Regions from separate parts of the Homo sapiens genome. Here region 2 is linked to region 1. Evidence: read pairs that join two places in POLR2A ChIA-PET (ENCODE). Cell type or tissue: OCI-LY7. All regions are shown on one strand. Links, peaks and the distances in the headings refer to the core of each region. The heading gives the core; the rest is flanking DNA. Region 1 overlaps RBM25 (RNA binding motif protein 25). Region 2 overlaps ZFYVE1 (zinc finger FYVE-type containing 1).

Region 1 (2,918 bases), core at 112-2,611:
CATATTTCTTTTGGGAATTAAGTTTTCCTTTTTTCTGTTTTACACCATCAGGGGATTGACTATTATTTCAGTATATGATGGGCATTAACTAACCATTCATTTTAATGATTTATAACTATTTTATATTCAGATTGTATTTGTTTTCTGACATACCAGTAAGCATTAGGTATTAGAATGCATTTTAGGATTTGGGACTGCAATTTATGTCTTTCTGATGAGTGTAGAGGAGGTTACATAGTTTTATGGAAATCAAGTGCTAGATTCTGGCCTGTGAGATTTTATATTATTTCATAATGTATGTTGTCCTCCTTTACTTTGGTCTTGAAAACAGAAAGTAGACTGACAGATTTGTAAAATATTTTGTTTACATTAGAGAAAAAAGCAGAGATCGTGAAAGGGAACGAGAGCGGGAAAGAGAGAGAGAGAGAGAACGAGAGCGAGAACGAGAACGGGAGCGAGAGAGAGAGCGAGAGAGGGAACGGGAGCGAGAAAGAGAAAAAGACAAAAAACGGGACCGAGAAGAAGATGAAGAAGATGCATACGAACGAAGAAAACTTGAAAGAAAACTCCGAGAGAAAGAAGCTGCTTATCAAGAGGTAAGTTGAGAAAATGCCTTTATTCTTAAATCTTGGTATCCCTTAATAGGTTAATCAATATTTATAGAATGCTATGTATAAATTTTTAAAGCTTTGAAAATTTAATTTTTTTAGCGCCTTAAGAATTGGGAAATCAGAGAACGAAAGAAAACCCGGGAATATGAGAAAGAAGCTGAAAGAGAAGAAGAAAGAAGAAGAGAAATGGTAAGATTCTAGGCTAAAATAAGTGATTTTTCAGGTAAAAAGTCAGATTGTATCTTTACTGCTAACTACAAGTAACTTAATAATTGAAATGCACAAGCTTCTCTATTCATGTATAATTTAATTTTTATGTATTTTGAGTAATTTTGAGCCAATTTAAGTACACCAAAATCTTTTTTCCTCTTCAAATTTTTGCTGCATCTAAAGTTATCTTTTTGTATACCATCAAAGTAAATTTGTCATATAGTAATATTTAAGTCAAGAATTTATTAACTTATTTTTAAGAATCTGCATATTTTTAAAATTGTTGAACTGTTGTTATTAGATATAATAGTTGCATTTGAAATTCCGTAAGTTAAGAGATTCATTTTATCTCATGGATTGTTTACTATTGGTTTAGAGTTGGGGGGCATTACCTTTAAATTGATTGATGAACATGATTTAAATTTCTGCGTTTCTTAAAAACTATTTCTTATAGTATCATCTACCTTAAAAATGGAATTAAAAACCATATACATATACACATATACATACATGTATACATATATATGTATATACTTTTTTTTTTTTTTTGTGGAGACGGAGTGTTGCTCTGCCACCCAGGCTGGGGTGTGATCTCGGCTCACTGCAACCTTCTCCTCCCAGGTTCAAGCGATAAGCGATTCTCCTGCCTCAGCCTCCCGAGTAGCTGGGATTACAGGCGTGTGCCACAACACCCAGCTAATATTTTGTATTTTTAGTAGAGACGGAGTTTCACCATGTTGGCCAGGATGGTCTCAAACTCCTGTCCTCAAATGATCTGCCTGCCTTGGCCTCCCAAAGTGCTGGGATTACAGGCGTGTGCCACCACGCCCAGCCATATTTTTTCGTTTAATAAGATAATCTCCAGTTTTGTTGGTGTGCTTAGGTATTGTATTTTGAAGATTATATTCAAAGAGCATATTTATTGTAGCGTAGCGTATATATATAGTTTGCATTTTACAGATGCGTCCTCATTCAGACTTTTCTTAGAGGTAAAAAATTTAAAATGTCTAATGTGACCTATACTTAATATATGGAGTATATGAAAACTAAAATTTAAGAGGACAAGAAAAATCTTTTTTTTAACCAAAGTATTATTATATTTATTATGGCATAGAGTGGTATTTTATACATATCTCATTTTACAGTAAAAACATTTTATGTACAACTGTAGAGAGATAGCTGCACAGATAGCTCCAACTTAAATTAGAAAATATTTTCTCTATAGAAAATAATAAAAACACCGTTTCCCAGGCTAGCCCAACAAGTTTATTTAAACCAAATAGCTGAATACATATACATTTATAAATATGGTTTGAATTCTGGGATCCAGGAGAAACTTTAGTTTCATTTATTGAAACGGCCATGTTTGTCTTAAAATTATGTGAAGAGAAATTCCTATAAGTCTCCCTCTTACTCTTGGTTTATGTCTGGGTCAGAAAAATCTGTTTACACAAAAAAGGGAAGAGTAATCTTTATTACTTGTATGTTAATTTTATACATTGTCCTTATTTCCTCAAAGGCCAAAGAAGCTAAACGACTAAAAGAATTCTTAGAAGACTATGATGATGATAGAGATGACCCCAAATATTACAGGTAAAGAAGGCTTGTTCTGTGGATTCATACTTGGTTTTTTATTAGCTGTGTTTTTCCATCTGCACAGTTGATAATGCATGTTCACTAAGTGGAATAAGAAAAACAAACTTTCACATTCTGAGTAATTATTAATTCTATAGCTAATACACTGTTTTCGTTGGGAGAAAAGAGCTATCAGAAAAGGATAAACATTTCTATGCATCTTTTGTGCAGTGGGGGAGCCCATGATAGTATTATATCAAACAATACTATTTTTTTCTTTGTGTGTTGTAAATAGGTCTGATTTTTAAAATTTTTTCTTGATTCTTTTAGAGACAGGGTCTTACCTCGGCTGGAATGCAGGGGCATGATCATAGTTCACTGTAACCTTGAACTCTTGGGCTCAAGCAGTCCTCCCTCTGCAGTCTCTTGAGTAGGTTGGACTATAGGTGTGGGCTACCACACCTGTGTGCTAGGTCCAATTTTTATAGCAAGTTACAACGAATCTCTGTAACTATCTGGGTT
Region 2 (2,918 bases), core at 313-2,812, 100 kb before region 1:
GGTGATACCACTTAGCCATTTGGTATTCGGGGGTATGTCCAATGTGGATGTCCATGTGTTGGGCCTATAGATGAGTCCAGTGCAAATAATACTCCTGGGAGGAGGAACTCAAAGCTCCAGGCTGTTTTTTCTACTGACAAGCAGTGAACAATCCCTTAACGTGCACCGACTGCATTTTCGTCATGTGAAAGGAGGCTAGGCCAGGTGCAGTGGCTCACACCTGTAATCCCAGCACTGTGGGAGGCCAAAGCAGATGGATCACTTGAGCCCAGGGGTTTGAGACCAGCCTTGGCAACCTAGCAAAACCCTATCTCTACTAAAAATACAAAAAATTGGCCAGGCGTTGCGGCACGTCCCTGTAATCTCAACTACTCAGGAGGCTGAGGTGGGAGAATTGCTTGAGCCTGGGGAGAGTTTGCAGTGAGCCGAGATCACGCCACTGTACTCCAGCCTGGGTGACAGTGAGACCCCGTCTCAAAAAAAAAAAAAAAAGGAGGCTATAACCATCTTTGCAGGTGCTAATTAACCAAATAAACAGATACGCAGGAAAATGCTGGCACACTGAAACCACACTTCTCTGGCACAGTTCTCTGCCTTTCATGTTACTTTGCTTCCTGATATACTACTAAATTCATCCTTAACACATGAGTATTTTTCCCTAAGCCAGAAAGGAGAGAACAGCCTAGCCTAGGTGGTAGCAAGACCGGTTTTCAGTCAGGGAGGGAAAGGCAGAGAAAAATAAGAAGATTCCCTTTGATGAGGGAAGGAAGGGCCCAGGAAGGAACGAAGCTCCAGCTCTACTTGTTCGGCTTGTCTACACTCAGTGACCCCATGGTGCTCCAATCCTGGAGTTAAATAGGTTACCTGGCCCTGAGCTCGGCCAACTGGCCACCCCATCCAAGTTGACAACATGTTTGAAATGGTCACTGGCCTTACCAACAGCAAACGCAGGAGGGATACCAAAGCCACCCCTCCCCAACTTTTGCCTTCCATCTTCCCCAAGCTTGCTAGGCCTCAGGCGAGTCCAAAACACCTGAATGCCACTACAGGCTTTGAAACCATGGTGTGGCCTTGGGAAAGTTACTTAACTACTCAACACCTCAGGGAAATGAGATAATAACAGATGTCCAGCTCCTAGCGACACTCAGCGGACTAAAAGAGATAAAGTATGTAAAAGGCATAGCACAGTGCCTGGCATGGAGTAAGCACTCGATACGTGAACCATTATTAAAGACCAGTCCACTGGGAAAACACCCAGGTGCACAGCAGCAGCAGCTGGGCTTGCACCTGTGAATTGCTCATTTGGGGGCTGATTCAGCAATGTAGTAAGATCTAAATGAATTCTACCTAAAATGAAAGAGCTCACTGCTTGCATCAGATAACCACCTCCTGCTAATCAAAACACATTTTTTTTTTTTTTATGAGACGGAGTCTCACTCTGTCGCCCAGGCTGGAGTGCAGTGGCACGATCTCAGCTCACTGCAAGTTCCGCCTCCCCGGTTCAGGCCATTCTCCTGCCTCAGCCTTTGGAGTAGCTGGGACTACAGGCCCGCCACCACGCCCGGAGAATTTTTTGTATTTTTAGTGGAGACGGGGTTTCACCGTGTTAGCCAGGATGGTCTCAATCTCCTGACCTCGTGATCCGCCCGCCTGGGCCTCCCAAAGTCCTGGGATTGTAGGCGTGAGCCACCGCGCCCGGCCAAAACACATTATTATTCATACTGGCTTTAGAGCTGGCTCTTAGTAACTATCTAATATTGTACTAATCTTTACGAGGCTGGGCGTGGTGGCTCACGCCTGTAATCCCAGCACTTTGGGAGGCCTAGGAAGGTTGATCACTTGAAGCAGGGAGTTCGAGACCAGCCTGGCCAACGTGGTGAAACCCCATCTCCACTAAAAATATAAAAATTAGCTGGGTGTGGTGGCACATGCCTGTAATCCCAGCTACTCGGGAGGCTAAGGCGGGAGAATCACTTGAACCCAGGAGGTGTAGGTTGCAGTGAGCCGAGATTGCACCACTGCTCTCCAGCCTGGCCAACAGAGTAAGACTCTGTCTAAAAACCTTTACAAAACCCAGCAGCACCTCCCTCTCTCCCTCCAATTCACCCAAAGCTTTTTACTTTGTATAGACTCCCAAGAAGAGTCTGTAAAATGAAATATAACTGTACTCAATGATCCCCCACCCCAGTTCCTTTTTTTTTTTTTTTTTTTTTTTTGAGACAGAGTCTAACTCTGTCGCCCAGGCTGGAGTGCAGTGCCGCAATCTTGGGTTACTGCAACCTCTGCTTCCCTGGTTCAAGCGATTATCCTGCCTCAGCCTCCTGAGTAGCTGGGACTACAGACACGTGCCACCATACCTAGGTAATTTTTTGTATTTTTAGTAGAGACAGGGTTTATGTTGTCCAGCTGGTCTCGAACTCCCTGATCTCAGGTGATCTGCCTGCCTTAGCCTCTCAAAGTGCTGGGATTACAGGGATAAGCCACTGCGCCCAGCCCCAATTTAGAATTCAGAATAGTTCATGGTAGTGAAAAGTGTCCAGCATCAACCTGCGACCCAAGCAGGCCAAGGGAATGATGATGTTCTCCCTCGAGAGATTCCTTCCAAGCCCTCACAGAATCATTCTAGAATGAAAGACCATGTACCGGCTCTGTTCCAAGGAGGCCTGAAAAGGGAAACCAAGAGGTGAGGAAGGAACTAAAGAGCCTTGGAAGGAAGGAAGTTCAACACAGCACAGTCAGAGATTCTAGAAGTTAAACCCCAACAAACCTGGAAAACACTCTTAAGAAAAGTAGTTTGGCACCAAGGTCTTTTCAGTACTGGCCCCTGGGAAAAACAGATTTAATCTGTACCAACTACAATCATACATTACTCCAATTTTTTTTTTCTAAAGACAGGTCTTGCTCTGTTGCCCAGGTTG

What was found. Peaks named below come from ENCODE experiments on the same cell type or tissue, not always from the same donor. Only the 100,000 strongest peaks of a DNase experiment are listed, where the experiment ranks them.
Region 2: POLR2A ChIA-PET joins it to region 1 with 6 read pairs; 7 of 35 experiments call an interaction of 5 or more read pairs at or near these places.

Annotation. Positions count from the first base shown.
Region 1 is chr14:73,105,486-73,108,403 of GRCh38, forward strand. RBM25 (RNA binding motif protein 25) reads left to right here. Exons shown (of 19, transcript NM_021239.3): 11 at 374-596; 12 at 711-800; 13 at 2,341-2,414. Among named protein-coding and RNA genes, the nearest start is that of PSEN1, 30 kb to the right of the region's middle. In OCI-LY7, for the core only: no CTCF peak of the experiment used is centred there; no DNase peak of the experiment used is centred there.
Region 2 is chr14:73,004,518-73,007,435 of GRCh38, forward strand. The region is part of intron 2 of ZFYVE1 (zinc finger FYVE-type containing 1); the gene reads right to left. Among named protein-coding and RNA genes, the nearest start is that of ZFYVE1, 21 kb to the right of the region's middle. In OCI-LY7, for the core only: no CTCF peak of the experiment used is centred there; a DNase peak (open chromatin) is centred at 1,284; H3K27ac peaks cover 840 bases.